Linked DNA regions of Mus musculus: region 1 is linked to region 2. Evidence: chromatin contacts called from ENCODE Hi-C or POLR2A ChIA-PET data. All regions are on one chromosome and are shown on one strand. The core of a region is the stretch at or near the end of the contact, and the rest is flanking DNA. Distances in the headings are between cores, read along the strand shown. Region 1 overlaps Nrp2 (neuropilin 2). Region 2 holds the start of Nrp2 (neuropilin 2).

Region 1 (6,726 bases), core at 1,643-4,142, 48 kb before region 2:
TTCCAGGACTGTGCTTATATTATATATATCCCTTGGGGACCTGTGATTTTTTTTAAACTGACAACTTGCATCTCTGCTCAAGGAAAGCTTTGTGCTTTAACCCGTTGATTGCATCTGAGGAGCACCCTCTCTCTGCAGATGGCCAGGTGCTCCTCTGATGGCAAGCTGCAGTGTTCCACTGGGAACACCAAGACAGAGTTGGGAAGGGAATGTTCAAGGCTGTGCCGTCCATTGTCCCAGGAGATTTACAGCAGATGTCCCATGCTTCCAACACATTGCCAGGGAGGGGTTGGCGATGTGGCTTTCTAAGGCTACTCTTTTCTTCCAGGGCGCTGCTTTACAAAATGATTTGTTTTAATTAAGAAAATAAATACAGGACAGAGGCGTTTGGAAGCAGAGGCTCTTGTTTTGGAGGGATATAGCCAAACCAAATAAACAGCAGCTTCTTTCAACTCTCCATCCTCAGGATCCTGCGATGGAGCCCGGTTTCCCAACACAATGCTTAGCCTTGAATCCTGAATTGCACTGTCCTCATTAGACTCCCTTTGTAAACAAGGACTCCAGGCTACGCACACCTGTAGGCCTCAGAGCTGCTAAGGAAGCCACTTTCCCTGTGGCTGGAAGGCAAGAAGCAAGACAGCCTGTTGAGAGCATCTGCTTCTGTGTCTGAGCCTGGTGACCAGGAGCCTCTCCTGGGGACTCCAAAACCCCTCCCACCCCCATCCCTGGGGCAAGTTGCTTAGACTCTAGAGAGTTGCAATTCCACCTGAGAAACATCATGAAATTCTGAAGGAGCTAAGTCTGTGCCTGAGGGCCTGTAGAATCTCTTAGCGCTTGTCCTTACATTAATGTGATCTCGGTGTGTCCCTCCCACGTATTATTGGGTAATTTTGCAGAGTCATGGGCTGGAGGCTGGTTTTACTTCATCCTTTCTATCCTCAACCTGGCCACTGGGGTTTAGAACAACTGTTTTTTTGTGTTGATTTTTTTTTTCCAACTAGGAAAAAAAAAAAAAAAAACCCTGCCTGGCAACACCATAGATAAGGGGATGTCTTCATTCCTCAGGCATAGACTGCCACTTGGTCAAAGACTTAGAGGATTAGAATCTCAGAGGCAGGAAGGAGCGTCACCAAGGACTGGTGCCTTTAAGCTGTCCCCACTGTTCTCCAAGCACATCAGTTGGTGTTTATGTGCATACCCACATCTGTAATTGTACACACTTGTACCCGAGCACATGAAACCTCTCACCACTGTTATGATAGCACCTATCTCTGGGATGCTACTCACACAGCTGGAAAAACCAAAAGGCACTCATTTCTGCTGTGGCTTCTGAGGGACTCATGTGAAGTCATTTGTATAATCTGAGGGAGCACGTGCGTTGGTTATGGGCTCTAATGGGAGGAGGAGCGCTCTGCTTTGTGGTTGCACCATAAATATGCATAAGGAGGCCCCGCCTATATAAAACTCATGGGTTCCATATTTATGGCATGTGAAACCCAGTGAGGACTGGGGGATGTGTTGTGCATGTGGTCTGCATAAGCAGGCTGCGTTTTTGCCAGGAAGATGCTCATGAACCACTAGCAACATCGATCAGGTTTTTCACCGGAACCTCGTGAATACCCTGTTAACCATAAAAAGGCTAGGAAGAGGCTGGTCACTGACTGGAGAGTCTGGAAAGGAATACTTTAGCCTTCCACACCTCCTGGTAGCAAAAAGAAAGACACTCCCAGGCTTCGACCTTTCCTTGCCCAGTCTGGGAGAAATTGCCATGATAGAGCACAAATCATTCCCCACCACCTTGAGAGCCCATTAATCTTGTTTTTCTCTGGATTCTCCAGTTCCCTGCTCCCTGATATGCTCCACTGGTGTTGACAGTGATCAGGGAATTGAGACTGAGTTTCCCAATTTGTGCCCCAAATGTCACAACACGCTCTCTACTTCCTAAGCCCTGGGAAGATGTTTTCCAGTTCTTTCCCTGCACTCTAGAGCCCAGAAAACTGCAGCCTCTTCCTCTGTTTTGCCTTCTCCCTAAGTCCTGCTGTCTGAATTTCACTTTCAAGCCCACCACAGAACACCAGAGAGCTTGGCACCGTGCCCAGCATCCAGAAACCACAAAGAGAAACGCGGTGGTAATACCAGCATGGATGAACTCCTCCCTACAGCCTCACTGCCCCCCAGTCCCCTCCTTCCTCCTGCCTCCTTGTCATGGCACCAAATCAAGCTGTGGCGAACTTGACAAATCTATTTGGCACGGTTCACTCAGCTATTTCAACCTCAGCGGCCCAGGGAGCTGCACATTAAACACAGCTATCTGGGGGAGACCTGTTAACGAACAGGCTGCAGAGAGCATCTTTGCAGGGGAGGAGGACCGGAAGGCCTCTTGGCCTCCCACCACATGAGCAACGGGGTGAGGGAGCTGGACACTAATTGGCAGGCTTTCCATTTTTCTTCCTCGTTTTAAGTACCAGGAGGGTGTCTTTCTAGAGGAAAGAGAGAGGGCTTTTCCTCTGTCCCACTTCCTCTTATGTGGGCAAAACTGATCCTCGAGCACAGAAACTCAAACAAGAGTTTCCTCCCAAGTTACCCATTGGTTACTGGGGAGAGACATTTTGCCAAAGGTGGGAAGGGGATGCAGAAGACAGTGAGGATGTATTCGACACGGGGACATTGAAGAGGATCAGTCTGGAGACTAGAAAGCTCAATTCAGTTCTCGGGAATATCTTCCCTGCAAAATTGAATAGCAGGGATAAAGCCAGGATGGCGTTCTATCAAAATGTGCAGTGCTAAGGTATTTCCAAAAGCAGCTTTCCTACAAATGGTGTTTTAAATAGCATCCCAGTCCATCTGTGTGCTTTTAAAATCAGCTTATGCTATGGCATCCCCCTGGCCAGCAGTGCTTAGTCATTGAACCTGGACCAGGAGACAGTCAGGGGAGCCTCGTGCTTCTGCCCAGGATCTGTCCTACCTGGCTGCTGGCCCTCCCTCACCTGCTAGCTGAGCTCCCAGGTTTTAGCACTTTCTTATTGAAAATGTGGGTGGGGAGAGAAAACGTGGGTGGAAAGGGAATGGGGTGAGATGAGGACTCAGCTCTTGGGACTTCCCCTGGCCTCCAGTGCTGATTCAGTTCCTGCTTCTAACCAGTATCCGGCCTTTCCAAGCTAAGGCAATGGGAGACCAGACCTAGCCTGTGGGTAAAGGTGAGGATCTTTCCATTGCTAAAGATTTCACATTATTTACTGGGCCTGTGAAGCAATGTATGCTTGTACATAAGAGAGATTGCTGGTGATATCTAGAAACCATACTTTCATATGAATGGTGCCATGTTACTATGGCGATTTTTGATTAAAAAAAAAAAAAACTACTCCTTTAAAAAACTCACATTTTCTAAGTGAGACTGCCAACATTATAGGTCAGAATTTTGTAGGTCCAAGGATTTTAAATCTATGTGTGGTTGTAGAGCATACTGCCGTGGGACGGTGACAGGGGCCAAAGAGGTGCCCTTTTGGAAATGCTTATTGGTCTTATTTTGATAACTTACATCTTTGCAGACCAGAACCTGATGGAACCGTAGCCAAGGAAGAGAAACAGACCTATTTTTAAATCTCTCTTGATTCTCTTCCAAGGGAGGGTCAGCAGCCTCTGGGATGCCCGGTATGTCTCCTTCACCAGGGTTTTCAAGGATCACCGAGAGCTACGTTCCCATCACAGAGGCACCCATCCCCACTCAGGTGAAGACGGAGCATCTCCACCGAGCCCTCCATATGCCAAATGCAGCTCACTGCCAGCTGCAGAAACAGGATGCCACGTGTTTTTAAGAGTGCCGAGTGCCAGACACTCATCCCTGAATACAACAAAAGCCTCGCATCGCCCACGTGGACCGCATGTCTGTGAACGGCAGACACTGAAGGCACCGGCCGAGAGGATACAATGCTTCCCCACTAATCATGCTGGCCAATTCAGATCCCAACCCCAACAAATGGGATTTCTTCTCATTACTTATTGTCCTGGTTCTTCTCAGGGACACTGGGACTCTCTTGGGGTTATGTCCTTTTATTCCCAGACCTCAGTAACTCCTCAACTGGCATTTCATGCAGTTTTGTGATTGTTCACCCAGCATGGGGAAGAGACTCAGGCCATAAATGCTCAATGAGTCCTGTGAGGTGTGGGGTAGCCGGAATGAGGTAGGCATTTTTCTCCTTCATTAACAGTCAGGTAACACTCTGTAAAGTCCCCCTCCTTTTTTCTCCTCTGCTTTTTTGCAGAAAGCAGCAGCAGCTGGAGTTCTCCAATCACTTTAACATGAAAAAGTAAATGCTCAAGGCCGGTGTATCCCTTGCCTCCAACAGTTCTAGAAGCCTTGCTAAACAAGGCTCTTCCTAGCATGGACTCATCCTGAAGCTCTTCGACCTTCTTGGGGAAGCCAGCTTACCTTGTGGTTTTTGCCATGCCGGTAGACCATCCAATCTTCACCATTTGTGCTGACTTCCAGCTTGTACGATTTGACGTAGTAGCCTTTCTGGGTTTCCCTGGAAATGGCTCCCTGTGTTGCAATGGCTGTGAGCATGGTTAGGAAGCGCAGGTCCACCTGGGAAGAGAGGTCAGAGAATAAGGGGACCACTACTCCCAACAATATCTGACCTCGTCTGCAAAGGATACAGTTGTCATGTTAAGCCCACAAACCTGACTGTGTGTTTGTAACCAGGTAGTCAAGTGACTCCACTAGACAGCTAAAGTCAACTGGTTCCGAACATCACGGGCATTTTCCCTGGAAAACTGCAACTTGATTCTCTTTCTCTGTCTCTTTCTCTCTCTCTCTTTCTCTCTTGCTTATTTTTTTGGTTTCCCTTCCACTTGCCAATCTGAATGGGTAATATCAAGTTTCTTCTAACTACTGAATACTTAAGACTTATGACCTCTCATTAACCTATGGTCTGTTCCAGACCGTGAAGGCAGAAGTGTCCTAAAGGAACACTGATAGGCAAAACTCTACTCTATTCCAGTGCAATGCACTGTAAGCCCCCAGAAGTGACAATCCGTAGCTGTCTTTTCAACCTTTATTCCCTCACTCCATTGTGCCTATAATCACTTGGGTCACTAAGGGGTCAAAGGACATGCAGAGTCTGCCCAAGTAATTAGGCTTATGCACCAAGTCCTGACCTTTCACCCTACAAGGAGGACAGCCAACAGTTGAGGTACCTCCCCTCTGACAATGCCAAACCCATTTGGAAATTACTGGATGTTGATCCTCTGCTGGCTATGGTCTTTCTTAATGGCAGCCTCTATGTGAGCTACTGTGTGCAAACTGATGAAAGGCAATTAAGTAAGCACTTCTTGGCTACTCAGTGTGTGCGCGGCATCATGAAACATTCAAAAGGAATGTACAGTAACTTCTTGTACACAAGAAAAGGTAGATAGCAATAGTGAAAAATAGACTATAAAGGGGCAAACATAAGGATATAGAAAACAGACTGTAACAACAAAGAACTTTCTAGAAGCTTTGCAAGATGAAAGGATTTTTGGAGCGGCAGAGGGGTGAGACAGTGACAAATGGCCTGAGAGTTGTGTTCTTAGAGCCTCCGTGGCTCCCTGGAGTTTCTAAGTGGTCGCTCTCCCTGCCCTGATGTCTACAAAGCAGTATCCATCTTAGAGCAGAGGTCACCATGTCACATCAGAGCTGGGACAGGCTTGCCAATGGGTCACAAGGCTGTCTGTGTGTGTCATAAAAGCAGACGTTGCCCTAGTATAGAACTGGCAGTTTGTTCTTCCCGTTTACTTATTCCCAGGGGATCAGAGCTGGACCCGTGTGCAGTGCAGGAAGATTACTCAACATGAGCTGCAAGACTTGCTCAGGAAGACTGCAAACAATAGTCTGAAGAGACGCTGCCGAGCATCTGGGTAACTCTAGTCGCGTTCCCCGTAGTGACATTTTCCCATGTGTTCTCTGATAGCTATGTGTAAAACCTTCCTGGCAGGCTCCTTCCAGATAGCAAAGATCAGAAGAAATTGCCATATTCAGCTAGCACCCAACAAACCTGCCTTCAGGAAAACGCTCTCCCCACATCTCAGATGCCTTCCTGTGCCAAGAATGAGGACGATCTGGAACTATTTATAGAACATTCCTTTGATACTGATAGGGCAAACAGTATCCTGGCCAATCAACTCTCCATGGGCCCACTAATCTGCCTAGGGGCAAGAGCAAGTGGTCCTCTTACTCATCACTTTATACCAGCACACAGCATAGAACCTTTTTGGATGGGTGATGGGTGGATGGATACAATTCTCATGCATTTGATTTTTCAGCATCCTCTTTTGACTCTAGCCGAGGGAACACATCACTATCCCATCAGCAGATCCATTCTCATCCCACCCCTCGAGTATCCGAGTAAGCACCTGGAGATACTCCTTGTTGGAATCCAAATTGGGTGTCCAGCCATTGTCATCACCATGGAGCCGGCTCTGTTGAGGAGTCCACCTCCCATCAGAGAAGGTGGAGGAGGCACTGATCTGTTCATTAGCAATCCGGCCAGACTCCATTCCCAAAGGGACATTGCACTGAAAATCTGGGGAGTGAAGATCGGTCAAGGACAGAGTTAGACATCTTAATATCAAACTTCTGGGGCCCCCCAGACACTGTTTCCTTCTAGGGACAAGTCCTTACAGGCACTCCCTCATCTTGAATCTAATTATACGCTCACATTTTAAAAACAACTACACTAAGTCACATAG
Region 2 (7,596 bases), core at 2,507-5,006:
TAATAGAATGTTTATGGATTGCTCAGCTCTGTTTCTGCTGCGTAGCCCAAACAAATCGATGCGGCGGTAGGGACGGCGCTGGGGGATGGGGGTGAGAGCGCTGGGGGGCGCCCACGTCTCGGCCACGTGGATGCCCGCACGGCGTGCTCTTCACCTGTTTGTGCGCTTAGGCGGGCGCTAGCTGCACTGTGCTCCCGCAGGCTGTGAGAGTTGCGCGAATTCCTGCGGCTTAGGCTGCCTGGCTGCTTCCCGCCTCTCCCCGCCCTGGGTGCTGCAATCCCACCCTGGCTTCCTGCCTCTCGCCCAGGCTAACACGGGAATCTTCCGGCGTCAGGCCCCTTGCTTCTACAAGCTAGTTCTCCAGGGGCTGCGGCGAGCTTGCAGCGCCTAGCACTGCGCGGAGACTAGGAGGGGGCGCTCCGAGCCGGTCCAGCCCAGCTGCCCAGACTCCTCCAGACCCGGGCGGGAGGGTATGCGCCTGGGAGCCGGATGCATGGTGCCCACAGAGCCTTCCAGCTACAGCGGACCGGCCGGGTATTTGCTCAGTTGCTCCCACGTGTGCCCGCCACCTTCTTTCCTTCTCGGAATAGGTTCCTGCCGCCGCCGTAGTGCCAGGGTCAGCCCAGCTCCTGGCGGGCGCACATAGGGTGAGTCAGAGGTCTAGCTTAGCCTCGCCCTTAGCCACCCGGGCTAGGTCTCCCGGTACCAATCAGTTACTCGACTGAAACCATGACCGGTGATTGATCACCTTTTCGGGGAGCGGGATAATATCTACTCTGGGCGGGTCCCACCCCCAGACCGAGGCTGCCCGCGAGGCTTTTAGTGGGCGATGAGCTTCGCACCCCGCGCTTTTGAGCTTCTCTGGAAGTGACGCAGCGTGACCAAAGATTGAGATGGGAGGGGGATCTGCAGAGAGCGCGGGAGGCAGGTGGCAGAGCAGGAGTGGGTCCGAGCGGGTGTCGTACACACACGTACACATGCTCCACGCAGTGCTCAGGGACAGATGTGCGAACATCTGGGATAGGAGATGGTCCCCAAGTCTTTACAATCCCTTCCACTTCGCACATCACTGGGAACCTGAAGTTGTGTGTGTGTGTGTGTGTGTGTGTGTGTGTGTGTGTGTGTGTGGTGCCAGTGTGCGCGCACTCGCACACCGGGGCCTACCGGAGTCCGTTCTTGAATACATAATATACCGTGGGCATTCTCAAGGAGCGCGCGCGCGCACACACACACATACACATACACAGCAAACCACACACATACATAATTTACACAGCATTCAGGTCCGTGGGAGGCAATTTAATTTCTATTCAAGCTGGGGATTCAGAATTAAGGCAAGATGGAATGCTAGGCCCAGAAAATTTCCCCAGGACGGACCTGCACCCAACCCTTCCTTGGCTCACGCTTTGCAGTTGCCCATAGGACCAGTTACCGCAGAGAGGGAGCTGCAAAGGCTTGGATTTGCATCTCAACGGCTTTCCCCAATCCGCCAAACCCCCAAAAGATAGCAAAACATAAAACCCATATGTATCCCAGGTAAAGTGACTGTAGGTATGTGTTGGGGAAGGGACAAGAAGCTTGGTAGCAGCTAAGCTTTTGCCTCAGGACCCACCCGCTAAGCACGGTGCGGGGGCGCCAGGGTGGCTGTGAGGAAGGAGACCCACCACTGCGGCTGCCTGACTCCGCCAAGTGCCTCAAGGCAATAGCACTTCTCCGAGTTTTTGTCTCTGTCTTTCCTCTCTCCTTCTCTCTTCCCCCATTTCCTTGGTAGATGGTACCCTATCCCCAGTCACCTGTAGGAGCAAACGCTAATAGGCTAATAGTTTTTTTTCAGGTTCCAGACACTGTCTTAGAGCAGAGGGAAGCACCCCCAGAAGCAGTCCCAGGGTGGAAGAACCGCATTCCCAGAGACCAGAGACCTGTTTTCAGAGAGGTAGCCCTTGTCGCAATCCACAAGAGCTGGCCCCCGGCCTCTCCTAGGCCCTGCTGTGCCTATCTCTGCAGCCCGTGTCCACACACCCTTTTTGGCAGTGCTTGAGAATAAATTCCACTCAAAAGTTTCTAACCACTTCACAAGAGGAGAGACTGCCGAGGGTCATACAGTTTGTTTTATCTTTTAAGAAAAAAATTTAAAGAACATGATTCGCTTTCCCAGAAAACACACGGATTCGGGAGAGAGTGGGGACCATCAACTGCCCACGGGAAAGCTCCCATCTCGGTCACAAGCTGGCTTGCTTCACCAGCTTCAGCCCTCTGGTTCTGAGATGTATCCACCCAGTCTGCAAAGAATCCACACATCTGAAAAGCAAAGCTAGACTCTTGCTTTTTTTTTTTTTTCCCAAGCCCTTCAGCTAACATTGCTCAATGTAGCTAAGTGGAGGGAATGCAAATGATTTATATTTCACTGGCTAGGTTGAGGAAACTCAAGGGAGATGTGTTCTGCTTCAAGACAGGGAGGAAAAAAAAATCCCCAAAACTGTAATGCAAAGGCTTTGTAGTATTTTTAAACCTTTGATTCAGTCCATATGTGACATCTGAACACCGCCAAATTCTGTTACAAAACACACACACACACACACACACACACACACACACACACACACTCCCTTTGCAAGAGAGAAAAGTTGGGTTTAGCAGCCCTGGTGGTGTAAAGAAGGCCGCTGAGATCTCCCTTTAAATGATTGAGTATTGAGGGAGCCTCCTCATGAGCGCTTCTCAGTGGCTTCTCTCCATTAGCTGTCGCCTTTAAAGGGGAAACCGTGTAAAAATGAATAGAAAAACTTTGAAGGGCTTACCTTGCTGGCTTCTCACTTCGTGTCCTGAAAAGTACAGAGCTAAGAAAACCCAGGTAAGAGGAAACATATCCATTTTTGACAGAGAGGCTCTCTCCGGGGCTAGGTTTGTGGGATCTCCTATAATTATGTCTTTGTGTTTTTCCTCTCTAATTTTCTTCCTGGTGGTGTCTTCTGCAAAGGTCTCTAACGATCAACGTTTTCCTCCTGGGTCCTGGCAGTCAGTCTGTCTTCACCTTTATTCTTGCTGGAATATCTCCACCTCACTAGGAGATAGCTCTTGAAATCAGCAAAGAGGGAGCAAGCTAAGGAAGCGGAGACCGGTTTCCTCTTCAAACCCAAACGCGTGTATGTTCTCTCCAGTTCCTCAAAGTGTCATTTCCTTTATCCTACAACATCACGAGGGTTTCCCGAAAGCTGAACGCAAAATAATAGTAATAATAATAAAAATCAAAGCCAAGAATTGCCCTGGGCATCACACGGCCCCTAGGCAGCTGTGTGATCTCAGAAGCGCTAACTGACACAGGTCCCCCGGCACCCGGGACACACACGCGGGCAGAGGCACCGACCGCTGGACAGGCGGAGTGGTAAGCAGTCAGACGTCCGGCTCTTGTCCTTTCTGGGTTCCCCTAAGCTGGAGCCTCCCCCGGCGGTTACACCCGCTTGGCCAGTCTCTGGAGGGGAGTGCGAGGCAGGAAGCTGCTGCGGCCGGTGCTGCTGGTGTTGCTGCGGGTGCGGCGGCTGGGATCGCCCGCGAGTGTGCGAGCGGCTCTCCGAGTTCGCTGGCGCCCGCCCTCACCTCCACCTCGCCCAGCGCCCGGCCGAGTGTCTGTGCTTCAGAGGATGTGCCGGGGGCGGGCTGCAGGCTGGTGCCTTGCTCGCCTCCTCTGCCTCCCCTCCGGCTCCCCCCTCGCCTTTTCAGGCCGAGCAGCATGTGGATGTCAGAGCCGCGGCAGAGCGATCCGATTACGCGCCCGCTCAGGGCCCGCCCCTTCTGTGTTCCTGATTAAAGAGGCAGCCGCGGAGACGCGCGGCGCAGAGCCGAGGACCGCGGCACCCAGCTCGGGCGGGGCGGCGGTGGCTCGCAGCCCCGCGGCCGCGCGATCAAAGTTAAGGTGCCACGCAACCCTGCCGCCCCTCTCCCAGTCCGCACCTCCCTCCCGCCCCACGCACCTTCGTGCGGGGCTGCGGGTGTGTCACACCCGGAGCAAGGAGCGCCCTCCCTTCAGGGCGCGCTGCCTCTGCCGGAGGGAAACTCCGCGGAGCCCGGGAAATTCTTGTTTCCCCTAAATTCCGAGACTCAGATGCTACACACTCAGAATCCAACACAATGCCACCTGCAATGGCGTTACAGAAGGAGTTGGGTGGCGGACCGCGTTTGGCGTAGGGAGCCAGTCCGCGGCTCAGCTCTGTGTTCCCAGAGGCAGCAAAGCGTGGCGGCGACACACACAGTCAGCCTTTAGCCTTCTCTGAACCAAACCTCAAATACTTCTTGGGCTTACTTCTCAGATCCTTTGTTGTGTCCCAAACAGGATCCTCTGCGGTCTGGGTTAGGATTTACTTCAACATGTGCCCTTAACTTGTAACTATCTGTAAACGAGGGACGATTTTATTGAATAAAGAATTTCTCCGGGCAATTAAATTCCCCACCCCCACCCCTGGCCACCCAATACACCTTCAAGCTTCCAACATAGTATAGGTACAGGGAGGCCTCTTGGACTGCTACTGTAACTACTTCTGTTCATGTTTCCCCAAGGTATTGTGGTCACAATGTTGACAGAAAGAAAATAGCATTGTGTTACCTATTTTTAAGTGGAGACATGAAAACTGTTTCAAGGCGCTATAAGCTAACAGTTGGAGAAAACACTTGCATCTTTGTTTCTGAGGGTGGCTGGGTGATCCCCAACTGTCATATTCACCAGGCACCCTTGCTTTACCATGATCAAGATCCAACAGAGCACACCTGGCAACCTTTTCAGTCCCCTTCCTAGCAGTCTGAAGATTAGGAAACATAAAGTTTGGGTGAGAAGGGACATGAACATCTGACTATACCATTTTTCCCCCTTAGCGTGGACTTATGGGTTCTTCTGGGTGGTTTCTCTCCTTATCTGGACTTGCCATTAGCGTTGTTTATCACAGCCAGTGTTTGAAAAAAAAAATCTGTAACTCTCACTTAACTGTTATTTACATGGAGATAAACACAAACAAAATTGAATCAGAAGTGATTTGCAACTAGTTAAATGAGGGATTTTCCAGTGGAAGTCCAGAGCCTGAATACCACATGGTTAATCTTAACTGCCTGGCTGCAAAGGGCTGGAGTTAGAGGCCCTCTGAGTTCTTCCAGAGAGCAACACATACACACACACACACACACACACACACACACACGTGCACACGCATGCACCACTCAAATACTCATAGGGGCTAATTTTGATTTCCTTTATCCTTTCTTTCCCTTCCCTGGGTTCTTCGATGAAGGAAGAGGGGAAGCCTGGAGTTTGGACCTTAAGTTCAAATCCTGGCTTGTGTTGTTGGCAAAACACTAATCCAAGAACAAACAACGCTATCTGTACTAACAGTGCCTGCAAGGAAAGAGTTACTTAGTGTCACAACCCCACTGCTCTCCAGGCATAGAAAACCATTCCTACTTAGACTAGAGATGCACACAGCAGCTTTCTGAGAACATGACAAAGGGCAGAGAGATGACTGGGGAGAGAGAAAGAAACCCAAAGCCCATTGGGAAGCCATAGGATGACAACCCCGAACTGCTGGGCTTGGGACCTCAGACTTGAGGGTTCCCATCTAGCTGCTTCCAAGGTTCTCCTTCGTTCTGGGAAAAGTCAGTAAGATTCAGCGTTCTGTCCCTGGATCCTGCTTCTGCCCATATGGATCTTCGTTTTCTCAGAGGTGTTCTAAAGGGGGCGCTAACTTGCTTCCTGGAAGCCTCTGTGCCTCTGCATGCAAGACTTGACTGCAGTCCACTGGAGTGAAGGCTTCCTGTTCTGCAGATGGCCAGAGGGAGGGAGAACCCCTGGGGAGTCAAACTGGTCAGAGCTTTTCCAATCCTCTAGGGGGCAGCACTCAATAAATAATGCCCATGCCACCAAAGGCCTCTACATCCGTGCTGGGAAGCTCCTGCCTTTTCAAAGGACTTCAGCAGACCAGGGGAAATTCAAAATCAGGCTACTGAATCTTCCAGCCTGCTCTGAACAATAGCGGAACTGGCCCCCAAACAGCTCGTAGTGAAGTGAGGACTCCTGAAATTACCTCTCATTCAGCTGGGATGCTCACATCACCATCCTTAATTATGAATTAATAATAATAATAATAATAATAATAATAATAATAATAATAATAGGTGGTCCTTAGGTGGGGAGGAGTGGGTTAGGAGAACATAGAGCAAGTTTCCAGATGACACTAAAAGGAAACTGTCCTCAGACACTTCCTGTGGAAAGTCAGGATATCCTGAGCTATACAGTCCCAAACTTTAAGGGCATTAGAATCATGGGGGGTGGGGAGGTGTTAAAAGTCCATCTCTTGGGTCACCAGCCTCCTGTGGGTAGAATTCCATAATCTGAGATGACTTCTGGGTATCTGTACTTTTTCCTACACATGTTTTAGATGATTTTTGACTCATAGGCCAATTGAACAATAATTCTGATATATGCTATTTACTGTACAGCCTTTGGTGCATCTCCTATTGAAGGATATTTGGAAAAGTACTCCCTTTACTCTTTCTCTGTGAACACTTTTTTTTTGGGGGGGGGGTCTGATGTTTCAGATTCCGGGAGAGCCTCACCAAGAATATATCCACAAAAGTGCCAGAATGGTGCAGCTCCTGGCTTTACTGTGTGACTTTGAGAAGCGGTGGGCCTAAGAACCTATTTGGAAACCACCTCAAAGATGATCTGGGGTAGCAAGGAGAGTTGGAGCAACATGGTCAGAGGGCCAGTTATTGGAGTTTGTGGAGCTGGATTCAGCCCCCCCCCCCCAGCCCCCATACAAGCATCACTGGTTGCTGCTAGCAGCTTCTTCAGGTATGCCTTTCCATTTGTGTTCATCAAATTGGATTAAGTGTTCATAGATGCGTGACTATGCAGGGGGCATGGAAACCAGACAGGCACTGGGGTTCTGCCTCCTGGGAACACAGGATCTCAAAGCTCCAGAAGTTTTCATGCTTCCACAATAGACACCACCTGTCACATGCTGTTCCCTTATCGGAGCCCTCGCTTCAACAAGCTCTCACCCTGAAAGGGAGAGATAGAGGCATAATTACATCTTAATCTGTAATTTACGGCTCTGTCCCAGTTAATGTTTAGCTGCATCTGTCTCAGAAGCAAACCTTTGGTTAAAATGTAATAGATCCTCATTTTGTATTCTCTCTCTTGTTTGATGTTGAAGTCCAGGTTCTGATCAATAGGAGTCCCCCATACCCCCACCCCCAACATACTTTGAAAATACTTATTTTTTTCCTTAACATACTTGAACACCACTTAATTGTTTCTTTTTTTTTTTGGTATTGTATTTAGTGGGTTCCCAGAATCCTTGCAGATTCTCATGGAAATCTTTTCCATTTCAAATTGTGTGTATGTATGTCTCAGCCTTAGACCTAAATTTGACAGGAGGAACCCTTGTAAATAAAACACAAGAGGCAACCAAATGCAAAATGTATTCAAATATCCCTTGGCAAGAAAAAACACAAGGCTTTCTGCTTCCTCTGCTCTCTTTGGGTTCATCATGGAGCTGAGTTCCCTCCTCAATGCTAATTTATGTACATTTGGAGCTTTGGAACATCAAAAAGACT

The links. A loop is a pair of places that touch in the nucleus more often than their neighbours do. ChIA-PET counts read pairs that join two places held with the same protein, here RNA polymerase II (POLR2A).
Region 1: a loop to region 2 is called in a map of heart, with 2.3 times the contacts of the local background. The contact joins the enhancer-like site here to the promoter of Nrp2 in region 2. A Hi-C loop is called at or near these places in 3 of 37 maps with a recorded cell type or tissue (heart and left cerebral cortex). POLR2A ChIA-PET finds 5 or more read pairs at or near these places in 3 of 5 experiments (Patski and embryonic stem cell).

What each region holds. Positions count from the first base shown.
Region 1 is chr1:62,746,992-62,753,717 of GRCm38, reverse strand. It overlaps Nrp2 (neuropilin 2), which reads right to left. Exons shown (of 17, transcript NM_001077404.1): 6 at 6,391-6,560; 7 at 4,430-4,585. Among named protein-coding and RNA genes, the nearest start is that of Gm29083, 32 kb to the right of the region's middle. Within about 2 kb of position 2,892, at least 3 of the 3 ENCODE cell types and tissues checked have a DNase peak (open chromatin) inside an H3K27ac peak, as active enhancers do; they include heart and left cerebral cortex, where a contact is called at or near this core.
Region 2 is chr1:62,699,477-62,707,072 of GRCm38, reverse strand. It overlaps Nrp2 (neuropilin 2), which reads right to left and starts at 3,756. Exons shown (of 17, transcript NM_001077404.1): 1 at 2,796-3,756. The coding sequence starts at 2,868.